Linked DNA regions of Mus musculus: region 1 is linked to region 2. The links are chromatin loops, found by intact Hi-C in ENCODE. Cell type or tissue: gastrocnemius. All regions are shown on one strand. Links, peaks and the distances in the headings refer to the core of each region. The heading gives the core; the rest is flanking DNA.

Evidence for each region. Hi-C counts contacts between places; a loop is a spot of excess contacts. Peaks named below come from ENCODE experiments on the same cell type or tissue, not always from the same donor. Only the 100,000 strongest peaks of a DNase experiment are listed, where the experiment ranks them.
Region 1: it touches region 2 in a loop (1.9-fold over the local background); 11 of 42 quality-filtered maps call a loop at or near these places.

What each region holds. Positions count from the first base shown.
Region 1 is chr2:130,851,014-130,859,097 of GRCm38, reverse strand. No RefSeq gene overlaps it. Among named protein-coding and RNA genes, the nearest start is that of 4930402H24Rik, 15 kb to the right of the region's middle. In gastrocnemius, for the core only: no CTCF peak of the experiment used is centred there; no DNase peak of the experiment used is centred there.
Region 2 is chr2:130,902,755-130,910,838 of GRCm38, reverse strand. It overlaps Atrn (attractin), which reads right to left and starts at 4,344. Exons shown (of 29, transcript NM_009730.3): 1 at 3,872-4,344. The coding sequence starts at 4,278. It overlaps A730017L22Rik (RIKEN cDNA A730017L22 gene), which reads left to right and starts at 4,443. Exons shown (of 3, transcript NR_015523.2): 1 at 4,443-4,628. In gastrocnemius, for the core only: no CTCF peak of the experiment used is centred there; DNase peaks (open chromatin) are centred at 3,937 and 4,406; H3K4me3 peaks cover 3,059 bases; H3K27ac peaks cover 2,340 bases.

The sequences.
Region 1 (8,084 bases), core at 2,092-7,091, 52 kb after region 2:
CACCAGGCACAGCAAAAACCCTAACAATAACAACAAAAGAACCTTTGTGACAACTGATAAGTGCCTTCTACAGAAGCATGAAGACCTGAGTTCAGACCCAGAACTCAGGTAAAAACTCAGGGGAGGCTCCCAGCTACCTGTAACTCCAGCTCCGGAGGATCCTACACCCTCTTCTGGCCCCTATGGGCACCTGCACACACATGACACACATGTACACATACGAATTTAAAGGGGGGTGGGGCAGGCTGGAGAGATAGTTTGGTGGTTAAGAACATGCATGGGGGGGTGTTTAATAAAAAAAATAATAAAAAAGAACATGTATTAGTCTTCCAGAGGATGGGAGTTCAGTTCCCACCACCCCTCTTCTGCCTTCTTGGAAACCTGTACTATGTGACAGACACACAGATAAATAAATAAATAAATAAATAAATAAATAAATAAATAAATAAGACATCACTAGCTCATTTAAAAAAATAAACGACATAAATCTAGAGCAATTGCTCTTGCACCCAAATGCATCTGAAGGCACATGTGCATAGACCCACCCTAACAAGGTCATGTCACACACACACAACCAACCTGAACTACAGCATTTATATTTGTACAGACATATTGTATTCATACTTTTTAACAGGCTTATTTCATTTAGCATAACGTCCAACAGGCTTATCCGAGTTGCCATAATGGAGTGATTGATCTTATCAACATGGTTGGAACGAGAAACAACTGTGAGAGTGACTCAAGGTTCAAATGGACTGTTAAAGGCTATGGAACTGTGGATGCTGGGGCTGGTTAAAGGAAGTAGGTGACTGGGGGGGTATCCTGGGGAGCTCCAACTTGCCCCACCCCTTCCTTTTGCCACTTTGCTGCACACCTTGTAAGCCAATCTGTCACACCTCTAAACTCAATACACAAATTTTTCCTGCTTTAAGCAGGCTTTTTTTCTTCACAGCAACTCAGAGTAACAGACAGAATTTTCTTCCTCTTTGAGGCTGAATAACAAACTGTTCATTGTCCAGATAAGGACCTTTGTGTTCATCTCAAAGTATGGATGCCACATAATGAGTCCCCTGAATCAAGTCCTGAGACATTTGAGGGGTACAGCACATTTTGTAGAAAAGGGAGAAAAAGGCAAACTGTGGAGAGGGATTTGGGGGTTCATAGTATGGTTCCTTTTCCAGCTCAGAAAGCAGCTTTTGAATAACAAGTGCCCATGAGTAATAAGTGTATTCTACATTGACTCCAAGCAATTAGCTCTCTCCACCTGGTTTGGACCTCTCGGTAGGACCTTTTCCCTATGTAGTGGAGGCAGACCCTGAAAACTGTCAGCTAGACCTTCCTTGCTCATCACATTCATCCTTCCTGGAAAAGAGATCTGACCAGCACACCTCCATGTCTATAGCAATTCATCTCTCCTGTTAGGATGGTACCATCAAATGGTGCATCAAATAAGATATACAAAGAGAAATTTTCTTCATCGTGGACATTCAAATTTGAGGGGTTTGTTTGCTTACTTATTTTTGTAGCTATTAGAATTGAAGCTAGGACTATAGATATGCCAGACAAATGCTCAACTACCAAGCCATATGCCCAAGCCCAAAATTAACTTTTGCTGAAAAGTCAATAGATTGTAAAGCAACAGTTCTAATTATATAGAGAAGTATTCTTCTGAATCCTTTAATCTATAACACATGAGGAGCTGTCAAACTGGAACATTTCTTTTCTATTATTATTACTTTAAGATGCATTTATTTTTATTTATATACATTTTGTTTGTGTGTATGTATATATACCATGTGCATGCTGGTGCCTGCAGAGGCCATCTATCAGATCCTCTGGACTGAAATTACAGATGATTGTGAGCTGCCCTGTGGGTGCTGAGAACCCAACCCAGGTCCTCTGCCAAGAGCAGTAAATGCTCTTGATTAATGAGTCATCTCTCCAGCCTCTCTCTCTTTTTATATGAACACATATATTTATAGTTTGTTTTGAAACACCGTGGCCAAACTCAAGGCCTGGGATATGATAGGTGAGGTCTCCACACTGCTACATCCAGCTCAGTTTGCATTATTTCTTCCACAGCATGTTTTAAAATGTTTAAGCCTTTATCCAAAAGTATTATGGAGGAAAAAAGTGGTTAGAGGTAGTGGAGAAAGAACATGGAACATATGGCCCAAGTTTCTCTCTAGACTCAGTCCTGGAAGAGAGGCAGGCTGAGAATTTGACAAGCCTTTCAAGGGCAGGATGCCTCTGCTCCACTCCAGATTTGAGGTTCTGGAAGGAGGACACTGTGTAAGTCAGCCCCAAGTAAACTCAGGAAAATCAATACCCTGATTGGCCAAGCAATGATCCACCCTCAATGCATTCCTGCCATCGTTCTTAGAGCCCTGGTGTGGATCAAGTCCATCTGCAATGGAGTGGCGGAGTTACTGAGTGGACTGACCAACATAGACAGGATAGGAGAGGTAATACAAGGACTCAAGACCACAGGGCAAACAGAAGCCACTGAGAAGCTCAGTCGTCAGATCCAGCTCAGTCAAGAAACAATGGGTCTCATGAACTATCAGTGTTAGCAGGAAGGCAACTATCAATCAATCAATCAATCAATCAATCCATCCATCCATCCATCCATCAATCAGTCAATTAACTTACCTGTTTTCAGTCATCTGGATAAGAGAATGAAACGGTATAAAAACCCAAGCATCTGAATATTTGTTCTTTAAAGACTGCTAATCATGCATCTCCTAAATCATGGATAACTGCAAAACATGGTCACTTACTGTTTTTGTGTCTTGTGCAGAACGCCAAGTAGAACCCAGGGCATCATGTGTGCTAGGCCAGTGCTTTTCTACTGGTGCAAGTCCGGGTCAAAGCACTCTGAAGTTATTTTCTTTTATTACATTTATTTATTATATGTGTATATATGTGAGCACATGGGGAAGTCAGAGAACAACCTGACCATTCCCTCCTTCTATCATGTGGGCCCCAGGGACTCACTCTGTCAGGCTTGGTAGTAATCACCTTTACCCACTGAACCATCTCAATATCCCTAAACCAAATGTTTGAGTCTAACTTGCTGTTCTTGCAGAGGACCAAAATTTGGTTCCCAAGACCTACATTAGATGATTCACAACTGTCTATAACTCCAGCTCTAGAGGATCTGAACCCCTGACTTACAGCCTTATAGGCACGTACATACAGATTGTGCACATACAGACACATGCACGCACACACACATACACATTTCTCTCTCTCTTTCTCTCTCTCTCTCCATACCAAATGCTGCCCCTCAAACCCTTCTCAGAGTTCCTCCCCCATCTGCCCTCCCCTTTGCCTTTGAGAGGGCAGCTCCCCCCCCCCCACACACACACAGTATCTCCCACTCTGGTGCATAAAGTATCTGCAGGATTAGATGCATCCTCTCCTACTGAGACCAGACAAGGTAGCCCTCTGCTACTTATGTGCCAAGGGCCTTGATCCAGCCCATGTATGCTCTTCCATTGGTGGCTCGGTCTCTGGGAGTTCCCAGGAGTCCAAGTTAGTTGACACTATTGGTCTTCCTGTGGGGGTTGCCATCTCCTTGAGGGCCTGCAATCCTTTCCCTCTTTCATAGGGGTCCTCGACCTCCATCCAATGTTTGTCTGTGGATATCTGCACCTGTCTCAGTCAGCTCCTAGGTAGAACCTCTCAGAGAGCAGCTATGCTAGGCTCCTGTCTGCAAGCACAATATAGCATCATTAATAGTGTGAGGGATTAGTGCCTGCCCATGGGATGGGTCTCTAAACTGGCTGGTCACTGATTCGGCCTCCCTATTCCCCTCACTCTCCCTTCTCCTACACAGATCCCTCCCTCCCTCTGCCTCCCATGACTATTTTGTTCCCCCTTCTAAGTGGGATTCAACCTCCTTACTTTGGCATTTGTCTTAGGGTTTCCATTCCTGGACAAAACATGATGACCAAGTAGCAAGTTGGGGAGGACAGGGTTTATTCAGCTTGCACTTCCACATTGCTGTTCATCACCAAAGGAAATCAGGACAGGAACTCACAAAGCATTGGAACTTGGAAGCAGGAGTAGATGCAGAAGCCATGGAGGGATGCTGCTTACTGGCTTGCTCAGCTTGCTTTCTTTTCTGTTTTGTTTGTTTGTTTGTTTGTTTATTTTGTTTTGTTTTTCGAGGCAGGGTTTCTCTGTGTAACCCTGGCTGTCTTGGAACTCACTCTGTAGACCAGGCTGGCCTCGAACTCAGAAATTCGCCTGCCTCTGCCTCCCAAATGCTGGGATTAAAGGTGTGTCCCACCACGCATGGCTTCAGCTTGCTTTCTTATAGAACCCAAGATTAGCCCAGGGATGGCACCACCCAAAATGGGCCCTCCCCCATTGATCACTAATTGAGAAAATGCCTTACAGCTGGATCTCATGGAGTCATTTCCTCAAGGGAGGCTCCTTTCTCTGTGATGACTCCAGCTTGTGTCAAGTTGACACAAAACTAGCCAGTACAGCATTCCTTCTTGTTTAACTTCTCTGGGTCTCTCACACACAAATAGTTTTTAAAAAAATAGTTTTTGTTCCTTTTGTGGCAGTATTACCATGAGGCTTCTGTGTCAATGCCTGTGACAAAATACCTGAGGGAATCAAGTAAAAACAAAACAAAAAGATCTTCCTTTGGCTCCATTGCTTGTAGATCTCTGGCGATCATCATCATGGGGAGCATGCGATGGAGCAAAGCATCATGGGAACATGCAATGGAGCAAAGCATCATGGGGATCATGCAGTGGAGCAAAGCTGCCCATCTCAAGATGGTGGAGAAGCAGAAAGAGTAGGAGAAAAGGGGCCATAGTAAAATGTTTCATTAAAAAGCATGTCCCCAAACAACCCACATACTGTAACCAGACCAGTTTCCTCCACTCCCCTTAGTGTGCAGATTATGAATCTATCTGTTGCCAGGCACCTAAGTTCTAGTATCCACCTGTATCAAGATGTGGTGCTATGTGTCTGTACTCCTGAGGAGCAGAGGCAGGGGGCTACATCATATTTGAGGGTAATCTTTAGTGTAAAAAAAAAGATATGGAACGCAGCCCGATGTGGTGGCACACACCTTTGATCCTAGCACTTGAGAGGCAGAGGCAGGCGGATTTCTGAGTTTGAGGCCAGCCTGGTCTACAGAGTGAGTTCCAGGACAGCCAGGGCTACATAGAAAAACCCTGTCTCGAAAAACCAAAAACCAAAAACCAAAAAAAAAAAAAAAAAAAAAAAAAAAAAAAAAAAAAAAGGAACAATTTCCTTTCCTTCTGTCTGTCTTTCTTTTCCCATTTCTAATGATTTAACTTGAGCTGTAAGTTTAAAATGATCTTCTCATTTTTGCCTCCCTCCTTTCTCAAAATTCTATCTTATCACAAGTTTCAATATTTTACCCATAGCTTTGTTTCTTAGTTTTGTTTGGTGGTGGTGGGAGGGTGGTTTCACTATGTAGACCAGACTGGCCTCAACTCACAGAGATTCCTGCCTCTGCTTTCTGTATACTGGGATTAAAGGCATGTGCCACCATATCTGGTCAAATTCTTACATTTGTAATTATTCTGGTTTTAACTGGAATCTCCTGATCTTAATTCTAGGCCACAGGAGGTATTCAACTCCATTTCACAAGTCCCCTCATTCTAGGACCAGCAGCTACTGTGATATTCTCTTACTGTGACAGAGAACAGTAAAAGCCAAGGCAAGCCGCACACTTAGATTCTATTTTTATCTTAATTCTTAAATTACTATTATTAGTAGTAGTAGTAGTAGTAATGTATGTGCATGCATGATGTACTGGGGGGTTGCATGTGGAGGTCAAACAACTTAGTTGAGTTGGCTCCCTCCTTCACCTTTATCTGGGAATCAAACTCAGGTTGCCAGGCTAGTTCTGCAAGTGTTTTCACCCACTGAGCTATCTCACTGGCCACACACAGACACTTTTCAAACTTCTTACAACATATCCACTAACAGTTCATTGCCAAACTAGTTCTTGTAGCCAAGCTCTATCAATGGAGTAGAAATGACTGATGTATACCCAAGAAATGTGAAGAAATGAGAGTAATCTAATCCATTGCGGAGGAAGACTAAGCATTACCTAATTACCAGATTATCAGAAAGAAACTATTTTTCCTGTTACTTGGGCCTATTCTTGGGTTAAGTTCCCTACTAGCAGAGCCCGGAATGGAGAATCCTCAGCATGTCATCTTCTGAGTGTGTGATTTCAAGATCACATGCTGGGAAGAGAGACAAAGACAGGACCAACGAAAGAAAAGAAGCAGGAAAGGACACCTCAGTGTATGTTTGGAACAGAGGCAAGTATGACCACATTTGGGAAGAGAGAGAAGGTATGACCTCAGCTGGGAAGAGAGATCAAGTATGACTTCATCTGGGAAGAAAGGGCAGGTGTGACCTCAGCTGGGAAGAGAGGGCAGGTGGAAAAGATCCCAGATTCCATGGGTGACTTAAGTGAGCACGCTATTACAGAGCTGTCCATCTTGAGATAACCCCCTGCCTGGGTGTGTGTCTGTGTGTGGGCAAGCATGTGTGCAATGATTCATATTTATAGTTGTATCCTAGCTTAATATTCTGTTACTATGTTAAAATACCATGACCTAAAGCATCCTGGGGATACAACTTAATTTACTTTTCTTGTTACTTGGGTCTGTTCTTGGGTTAAGTTTCCCATTTCATTTTACACTTTATAGACTACCATCAAGGGACTCATGAAGGCAGGCACTCAAGGCAGGATCTTAAAGTATAAACCATGGAGGAACTGTGCCTGCTTTGTTTCCCAGATGACATTCAGCTGCCCTTCGTATACAACTCAGGTCTGCGTGCCCAGAGAAAGTACCACGCAGAGTAGCTAGGCCCTCCTACATCAAGTGGCAACCAAGAAAATGCCCCTAAAGACATGTCCAGAGGCCAAACTGATGGAGGCTGTTCTTCAAATGAAGTTTCTTATTTCCAGGTGTGTCAAGCTGAAAACCAAGGTCGGCCTCCTGAACTACTAATTGTGTGTGTGTTTGGCTGTGACTAAGCACCATGACTAGAAGTGATTTATGAAAGAGTTTACTTGAATTACAGTTCCAGAGAGATAAAGTAACATTTTATCACGCTACCCAGAATGCCTTGCAATTTAAACTGCATGAATTATCGATTTCTGGGCTTTTTTTTCCCCTTCTCTTTCCTTCTCACTCTCTCCTTTCCTCCTTTACTTTTCTTTTTAATTTGTTGTATTTCTTGTTTTTGTTGAACTGAGACTGGGTCTCATATCACATGAGACTGACCACAAACTTGCTATATATAGCTGAAGATGACCTTGAACGTCTGATCTTCCTGCCTCTACTTCCTGAACACTGGAATTATGAATGTATATTACAACACACGGTTCGTAAGGCTAGCAGTCAAGCTCAGTGCCTCATACATGCCAGGCAACTGATTTACATCCTTAGTTCTAGTTCTGTAATTTTCCATTTAATGTTTCTGTACTATAGTTGACTATAGGCAGCTGAACGACAGAATGCAAAACCACAGGCTGAAGATACAGCTCAGTGGTAGAGTGCTTACCTAACATGTGCAATGCCATGGATTCCACTGCCACAAAATAAAACAAAAGCAAAAGCAAACATGAATAAGCCTGGGGTAGGAAGGAACAGACAGAACATGTAACCGAAGAAAAGTGAAAACATACAAAGGGTTACAGTGACTGTTTGTAAGAGTTATCCATACAGGGCTAGAGAGATGGCTCAGTGGTTAAGAGCACTGCTTACCCTTGTAGAGGACTTGGGTCCGATTCCTAGTACCCACATAGTAGGACACAACCATCCCTAACCTCAGTTCCAAGGGTAGCTGATGCCCAATTCTGACCTCCATGGGCATCACACACACACATGGTGCTCAGGCATACATGCAGACAAAATACACATAAAATAAAATGAATAAATCTAATAAAAATCTTAAAAAGAATTATACATATTTGATAGCATCAAACTGAAAACAATTTATCTGTCAGCTAACATAGGAATATGCTATATCTAACTTATAGAAAACTAGTTGTTCATATCCATAAA
Region 2 (8,084 bases), core at 1,956-6,955:
AGTAACAAAAAAAAAAAAAAAAAAAAAAAAAAAAAACCCAAAAAACCCTATAGTCTCTAACACAGGACTTACATAATAAATAAGTCATAAACCCTGGGCCAGCAAGATAGTTTAGTGGGTAAAGGCACGTGACATACAAGCTTGACAGCTTGAGATCAAGCTCCAAAACCAAGTTGTCCTGACCTCTGCGTGCACGCACGAGCGTGCACAGAAAGAAACAGGTGCCATGACTTGATGCCATCGAAACCAAAATGGCAGGCTTGGGAATGTAGCTCAATGGTGAAGTGTTCGCCTAGCATGCACGAGGCGCTCGAGTCAAGACTAAGCATATCACTGAGAATAAGAATTAAGCCAAAAAAATGTATTCATTCAATGCCTCTTAGTTTAACTTGAAGAGGGAAGAGGAGGAAGAAGAGGAGGAGGAGAGACTGGTGGTGAAGAAGGGAAAACCAGGATACATATCAATCTGGTAAGCAGACGCAGCATTAACTCGTTACTCACTCTCGGTGAAAAATTAGTCAGCTAAAATTTTCCCAAAAGACCTAGCTTGCTCCTTTTTGCTCATTTTGGTTTCGGAGACAAGCCCAAGTAGCCCCAGGTTACTCTTGAACTTATTCTGTAGCCGAAGCTTGCCTCGAACTGTTCCTCCAGCCTCAGCTTCCGAACAGCTGTGATTATAGGCGTGAGACAGATGTCCTGTCAGAAAATATATAATCTGTTTTTACAGTTCCTTTAGACTTATTTGTACTGTGCACTACACATTGCATAGCATCCATGGAGCAGAAGAGGCCACCAACCAGGACTCAGAACCATTGAACCAACTCTCAAGCCCTATTTTTTATTTTTATTTTTTTATTCATTTTTAATTTTTTTATTTTTTAAGATAGACTCATAAAGATCAGAATGGTCACAAACTTGCTATGTCACCCAAGGTTGACTTTGAATTCCTGACCTCCAAAGTTCTGAGATTATAGGTGTGTGCTACAACTCCTGGCCTTTTATTATTTTAACAATTCTAGAAGCCACTTACTATAATAGTATTGTCAGAGGCAGTCTTAATTGAGCCTTAATGAGCACAAGCTCAAAGGGAATGTCTGTGACAGTCACTTACATATGAGAGTAGCTGAGGCACTATCAGGAGTGCCTGTCCTGTTTTAAAAGGCTCTTCTCTGAACTATTCATGTGGACACTCAGATCTCTTTCTCTCCCTGGCAAGCCCTCTTACAGGTAAATAACCTCAACCAACAAGGAACATGTGCCAGGCACATACCTTGAAAACTCCCCAAACTCTGTGTATAAATCTAAGCTTATCTCAGCCTAGTCCTACCTATGTCCCTGTGCCTTGTAAATATTGCCTCTCAATCACCCAAAGTAAGAGCTAGCCTTTTCTCCTCACTATCGTGTTCACATGTCCAAGAACAAACCGATCTGAAAGAGAGACCTAACCATTTTATCTCTATACTCCCACACAATATCTACCTCGTCTCTACTAGCAGCAGTGGTGTCTGGCTCTGACCTACACCAACAGTCTCTATCAACTGCCCATAACATCTCATGCCTGTAGCCCAGGTTTTCAGAATTTGAAGGTCCCTCCATCAATCCCCCTGATCTTGGAAGCATCTAAAGTCAACTGACCTTTAAGGCTATTCCCTTTCTGGTTCCCGTCTCTAAGTCTACAATTTCATGAAAACAGAGTGACCTGTTGCATCCCATTGCTCTTTGGTGAAAGGTCAAATCCTAAATCCACTTCCTACCTCTATGTGGCATAGCACTGCACCGACCTCTCTCTGCAGTCTTGGTCCCTTTTGCTCTCTCTGCTATGGACACTGGATCTCCCCTCTAACCTGTCTTGATGTCACTCATCCCCCATCCTGCCCCTCAGGAGTATCTCAACAGAAAGATGAATCTTAGTCTCACTCTGAAAGGAGCTGGCTTCTACCGCTGCCCTCACCTCCACAATCATGCAAAATTACAATATATTGATTACTGGATTTAAAATTAAATAATTTTAAAGAATTATTTATTGGGGGGACTAAGGGGGCAGGATGTCACATGCCTTTAATCCCAGGTCTTGGGAGGCAGAGGCAGGCTGATCTCTGTGAGTTTGAGGCCAGCCTGGCCTACACAGTAAGTTCCAAATTAAAAATATTTATTTTTATTTCCTGTGTAAGTGTTTTGCCTGCATGTGTGCCTGGTGCCTGAAGTCAGAAGAAGGCATGACATCCCCTGGAACTAGAGTCATAAATGATCATGAGCCACCATGTAGGTGCTGGGAACCTAACCCCAGTCCTCTGCAAGAGCAACAAGTACTCTTAACCACTGAGCCAGCTCTCCAGCTCCATTATGGTATTTTTTACTCCCAAACGAAAAGTTAAGTTCTACAAGAATAAAATTACATACAACTTGTTTACCACTGTATCTCGAAGCCTAAAATCACAACACGCTAAACTATTAGACCAACCCCCGAAACACTGGTGCTGAGGTTCCTTGGTTTCTCCATTGTAAAACTTAAGAGTTCATCTTGCCACTGATCTCTGAGTCCCCTAGAAGATCTAACAGAGATCTATTACTTTAACATTCCAAGCTTCTCCCTTACAACTCTCTTCTACTACAGGGGCACTGGCAAAACTCCACCTTCTGGACTCTACCACTATGTCTGCAGCTTTTTTTTTCCATTTGGAATTCTTCTCCCCAACTTCACGCTTGCAAATCCTACTTAACCTCACATGCTCAAATTCAATGTCACCTCCTCCTCCTCCTCCTCCGAGACTTCTCTGCTTACTGCTAGCCAGTCACACACTCTCTGCCCCTTCATTTCCACAGGTTCTCTTATGCCAGGTTCAGGCCTCACTCAGATCAAATGACACTCAAATGGGTGGCTTCTAATGTCACCACTTATCGGAATCCTGGAAGACCGACCACCTGTTTGTATTTTGCTTTTAGCATTTACCACTATCTGAAATTATCCTGCTCATTCCTTTTGCCTAGTTACGTGTTGACTGCCTGTCAGCCCTCACTAGAACATAAGATCAATTGGAGCAAGAATCAATCCTACGCCACGTTCACATTCCCTCACTTTCCCACGTCAAATGGGGAACCCAGTCAACAAATATCTGCCTGAGATATGGATGACACTGTAGGTCTTATAACTTCCCCTTGCTGTGTTCCTAACTTCTTGTGGACCACATCAAACTCTGGATGATGGATCTACCTGTGTGCATTATCCAAAAATTCTCTCACAACAGAAGCAAATAATAGATAAAAGCTAATTAAAAAGTGATCTCTCCAAGAGGTTCTGCCCCAAACCAAGCCAACTGCATGTTGTGGAGAATCTAGGGCTAATAGGATTCTCCTCTCTAGACAACCCCGTTCCAATAGGCCAACAGTGAGGATCCAAAAACTAGTTTCTTCACTTTCCTTGGAACAACAACCAATGGTACTTTTATCCCTGAAATCTTACAACCCAGCCTTACCTTCTATTTTCACCCAACATGTCACTTCCTCGGCTGTACTTCTTCCAGACACACATATCTCCAATCTCTTGGGCTGGTCAAAGGCAAGTGCTGAAGAACTCACTCACTCACCGTTTCCTTGATACCTCATTTATCCTAAATAAGCCCGTTTTCGAGGTGGGCTTTTATACTCTTCAGGACCCACATCTAACCCACAGCAACAAATGCCTCCCGAGTGTTCCCGTTCCTTCTCAATCTTCCACCACAGGCAGACCCGAAGGCCACCAAATGAACATCCCTCCAGGAGGCAAGCCATCATCAAACACAGTGGGGCAAATTCTACCCTCGCGATTTCAAGCCCTGCACCTGCCTTGGGCCTGGAACATCAGGCTGGGCCTGCACTCCCCACCCGCACTCACCTGAAGCGGCCCCCGCAGTGCTGGCATTGCTCGCCCACCCAGCCCGTGGGGCAGACGCACTGGCCGGTGCCAGGGTTGCAGCGGCCGCCGTTGACACACGGCCGGTCACATTCCTTGGCCTCGGCTGCGGCCGAGCCCGACACCGCCGCCGCCACCGCAGCGGCCTCGGCCTCCCGGGGCAGCGGCAGCAGCAGCAGCGAAAAGAGCAGCGGCAGCAGCGGCGGCGGGGGCAGCGCCCGCGACAGCACCCGCGGTAGACACAGCCGGGCGCGCGGTCCCGGCCTCCAGGCCCCTGTCGCGGTGCAGGGTCGGTGCTGCCTGCCCTTCCTGCCCGCAGGCGCTGCTGTCGCCGTCGTGCTCCCCCTCAGCCGCGCCTCAGTCGCCGCCGCCGCCGCCACCGCCACCATCTTCCTGGGGCTGAGCCGGCGCCCAGCGAACACATACACACCCCGCACGCCGGCTCCCCTTCGCCTGGCCGTGCTAGGCGGGGCCGGGCGACGGTGGCCCGGCGGGTCCATATCCAAGGCGGGGCTCCCGCTGTGCGTCGGGCAGGGGCGGGGCTGGCATGCGCGGGGGCGGGACCAGGGCCGTGGTCTTCCGGCGTGCCCAGCATGTAGACCTGCTCAATGCCAGGGTCTTAGCGCGGATGAACATCGCCTAGTCTACGGAGGCTCTTTGCTTTCCGCACCGCGCTACGACGAGTTAGCCAGTACCTCCTTACAGTGGCTGCCTGGCTCTGCTAGACAAGCTGACTGTGGTAAGTGTTACCCTTTGGACGCCTCCAAAGCTCAGCTTATAACCCCAACTCCATTTTGGTGAGAAACCGGACCCAAAAGGCTAATGATGTCGTGTGTTGCTAGCTGAGACCTGAAGAAGTAGTACTTACTGCATTCGCGTTTCTAAACTAGGGATAACAAAATGGCACGTGTGTTAATTAAGCACCTGCATATGAATAGATGTGTAACTGACTGAATGCACACACAGCCAGGCTTTCCTTGATAGCGAGCGGATTGAACCAGTGGCAGACCATGTCTATGTGTACCTTAAATTCTGCAGGAGAAGTTTAGCATTATCTTGTACCCCACGACCTATCCATATTCTCTGAAGAAAGAACAGCCCAGAATTACCGGGAGCGCTCTCAGCTTGCACACCCTTCTTGCTAACGCCAGTGCCTCTCCTACTCCCAATGATACATACTTCCCAATAGCATAACCTTGTATGGGCCACTACCCTGGAATGTACGCTGGACCTTGACTATATTAAACCGATAGAAGGATATGGTAAAGAGATAACGTGTCAGTTCCAGCTCTGATCTTATTTTTTGTTTCTTTTGTTGCTTGGTCTGGTTTGGGAGGTATTTGTTTATTTGTTGTCCTGGGATTCTCCTGCTCTTCCACCTTGGAAAGATTCATACAGAGGTCATATGGAGAGAAAAGGTCCCAGGCAAATGAATCTGGTAAGCTTATAGCTGGAAGAACAGTCACTGAGTGAAGAAGCCATATGGGTTGTTTTAGCCATCTGAGTTGTTCCACTAAAAGAATAGATAGATAGATAGATAGATAGATAGAGATCTATTTAGTTGGCTTACAGGATGCAGTCCAAGTAGTTCAACAATGGCTGTCCCACCCTAGAAAGGTGCTTGATCCACAAGACTGGACTCCACAGTCCCAATTCGGTGCTGGAGTCCTAAAAGATTCCTGGAGATCTCACTGCTGATCCAAAGAAGTCAGTTCTAATATCAGTGAGGTAACGCTGCAGAAACTTGATAGATGACCTTCCCTCCAAGAATAAGAACAAGCAGACAGAAAGCAAAGTTTCTTCTTCTCTGTCCTCTTATCTGCCATGAGAAAGTGCTACACAGATTTAGAATGAGTCTTCCTGCTTCAGGTAATCTGATTAAGACAATTCTTCATGCCCAAGAAATGGTGGCCCACACCTTTAATCCCAGCACTTGAGAGGCAGAGGCAGGTGGATCTCTGTGAGGCCAGCCTGGTCTACAGAGTGAATTCCAGAACAGCCAGGGCTACATAGAGAATCCTAGTCTTAAAAAGAAAAACCAGTTCTTCCCAAGAATGCCTATGTGCTTGTGTTGTTGTTGATCCCAGATACAGTCAAGTTGACAAGCAAGATTTCTCATCAAGTCTACATTATCTAAATAGGAACAAATCTTTCCTGTGTCTCATCCAGTGAGAGGCCCATTGCTCTTTCAAGCAATGTTTCAGCCTGCTTTAGAGAGGCTAATCAGAACTTTGCCTCATAATCTTGGGCTGTGCAGAGTATACTTATGCAGGTACTTGAGAGTTTGGGCACCTGGTCCTGGAAAACAAAGAAAACCTCACATACATGTATGAAACCTCTCTGATTAACCTGGGAGTAGAGAATTGGAGTGCACCCATAGTCAGACACCAGTGTCCAGCGCAGGCCCTGACCTTGCTCACTCTGCATCCCCTGAAGGCCTGGTAGAGCTGAACTGCATACACAGCAGCCTCACCCCAGCTATCCCAGGGCTCCAAACCAGATTCCAGTCTTCACATTTGTTCATTTCTTTGTCTTTTCTCTTTCTCCTCTACTGTGTTCTACATACGGCTGTATATGATGAAAGAAGGAAGCAGGAGACATGGACCTACCATGGTCATGTGGTAGACTACACAGTTACAACGTCTCCTATTGAATCTCACCTATCCCCGTGCCCGCCTCTCCCCCTCTCCCCACGGCCCCCGCTCCTGTTTTACCCTTAGCTCCCTGCTTCTGGCACTGTTTGGAAGCCTGTGGGCTGCGCTGCCTTGGAGCGTGCTCCTGCCTCTGGTTCTCCTTGCTTTCCCTTATTCTGTATTGCTACCATGTAAGCCATCCTCCACTCCATGCGTCTCTCTGCCACAGACAGCTGGGAACTCTGCCACGCCTTCCCTGTGTGAGAGACTGAAATCCTTCTGTTAACAAGAGCCAAAATAGATACTTCTTCCCTTAAGTTGCTTTTGCCAGGGCATTTTGCTCACAGAAGCACAAAAGAGGCTAACACTGTCTCCTGCCATGAAGAGAGGAAGCCTTTCTGGGATTTTCCAGTCTGAGATTCCTGGGTCACACAAAATCTTGACGATTCTTTCCAGCTGTCTCGGAACACTTGCTCTGGGGAAAGCCAGGGGCCATCAAAGAATTCCACTTTTCTGAAATTGCCATACTAGAAGGTAGCTATGCTCCAACCTTTCTAATCTACAGCCACTCAAGACGTCTCACTTGAGTACCAGATAATCAAGTAGCCAAGACAAGGACTCCCTGCCAAACACAAGTTACTAGTATATGAGCAAAATAAGTAAGAGTACTTGTTTAAGCCAGTAATGGGAATGACTGGTTACACAACAAAAAACTAACATATCCTGTAACTCACTTTCAACAAGGACAAGAGGTCTAGTGATGTAGACCCAATTAAGAATTCATCAAGAAAGGGCTGGTGAGACTACTCATGGTGGTACATGACTCCAGTCCCAGCACTGGGGAGGCAGAGGCAGGTGGATCTTTGTGAGGCCAGCCTGGTCTACAGAGTAAGTTCCAGGACAAATCAGAGATACATAATAGACAGATCCTATTTAAAAGATTTTTAATAAAAAAAAAAAAAACAAAAACCAGAAAGGGTTGGCTCAGTGGGTAAAGATGCTTGCCGTGTAAAGCTGGCAACTTAAGTTCAACCCCTGAAACCTGTATAAAGGTAGAAGGAGAGAGCTGACTCCACAACATTGTCTTCAGACCTCCATACTCATCCCATAACATGAGCACACACAGTAATAAATTTAAAACAAACAAAAATACTCACCTAGGGGTAGTAACACATGCTCTTTCAATCCCAGCACTTGGGAGGCAGGGGTAGGTGGATCTCTGAGTTCAAAGCCAGCCTGGCATACAAAGTGAGTTCCTGGCCAGTCAGGGCTATGTAGAAGAAGATCCTGTCTCAAAAGAGAGAAAGAGAAAGGAAGAAAGAGAGAGAGGGAGAGAGAGAGAGAGAGAGAGAGAGAGAGAGAGAGAGAGAGAGAGAGAGAGAGAGAAAGAAAGAAAGAAAGAAAGAAAGAAAAAGAGAAAGAAAGAGAGAAAGAAAAGAAAGAAAGAAAGAAAGAAAGAAAGAAAGAAAGAAAGAAAGAAAGAAAAGGAAGGAGGAAAGGAAGGAAGAGAAAGGAATAAAGAATTCAGTATGATCATAAAATCAAATATACACATAGATAGT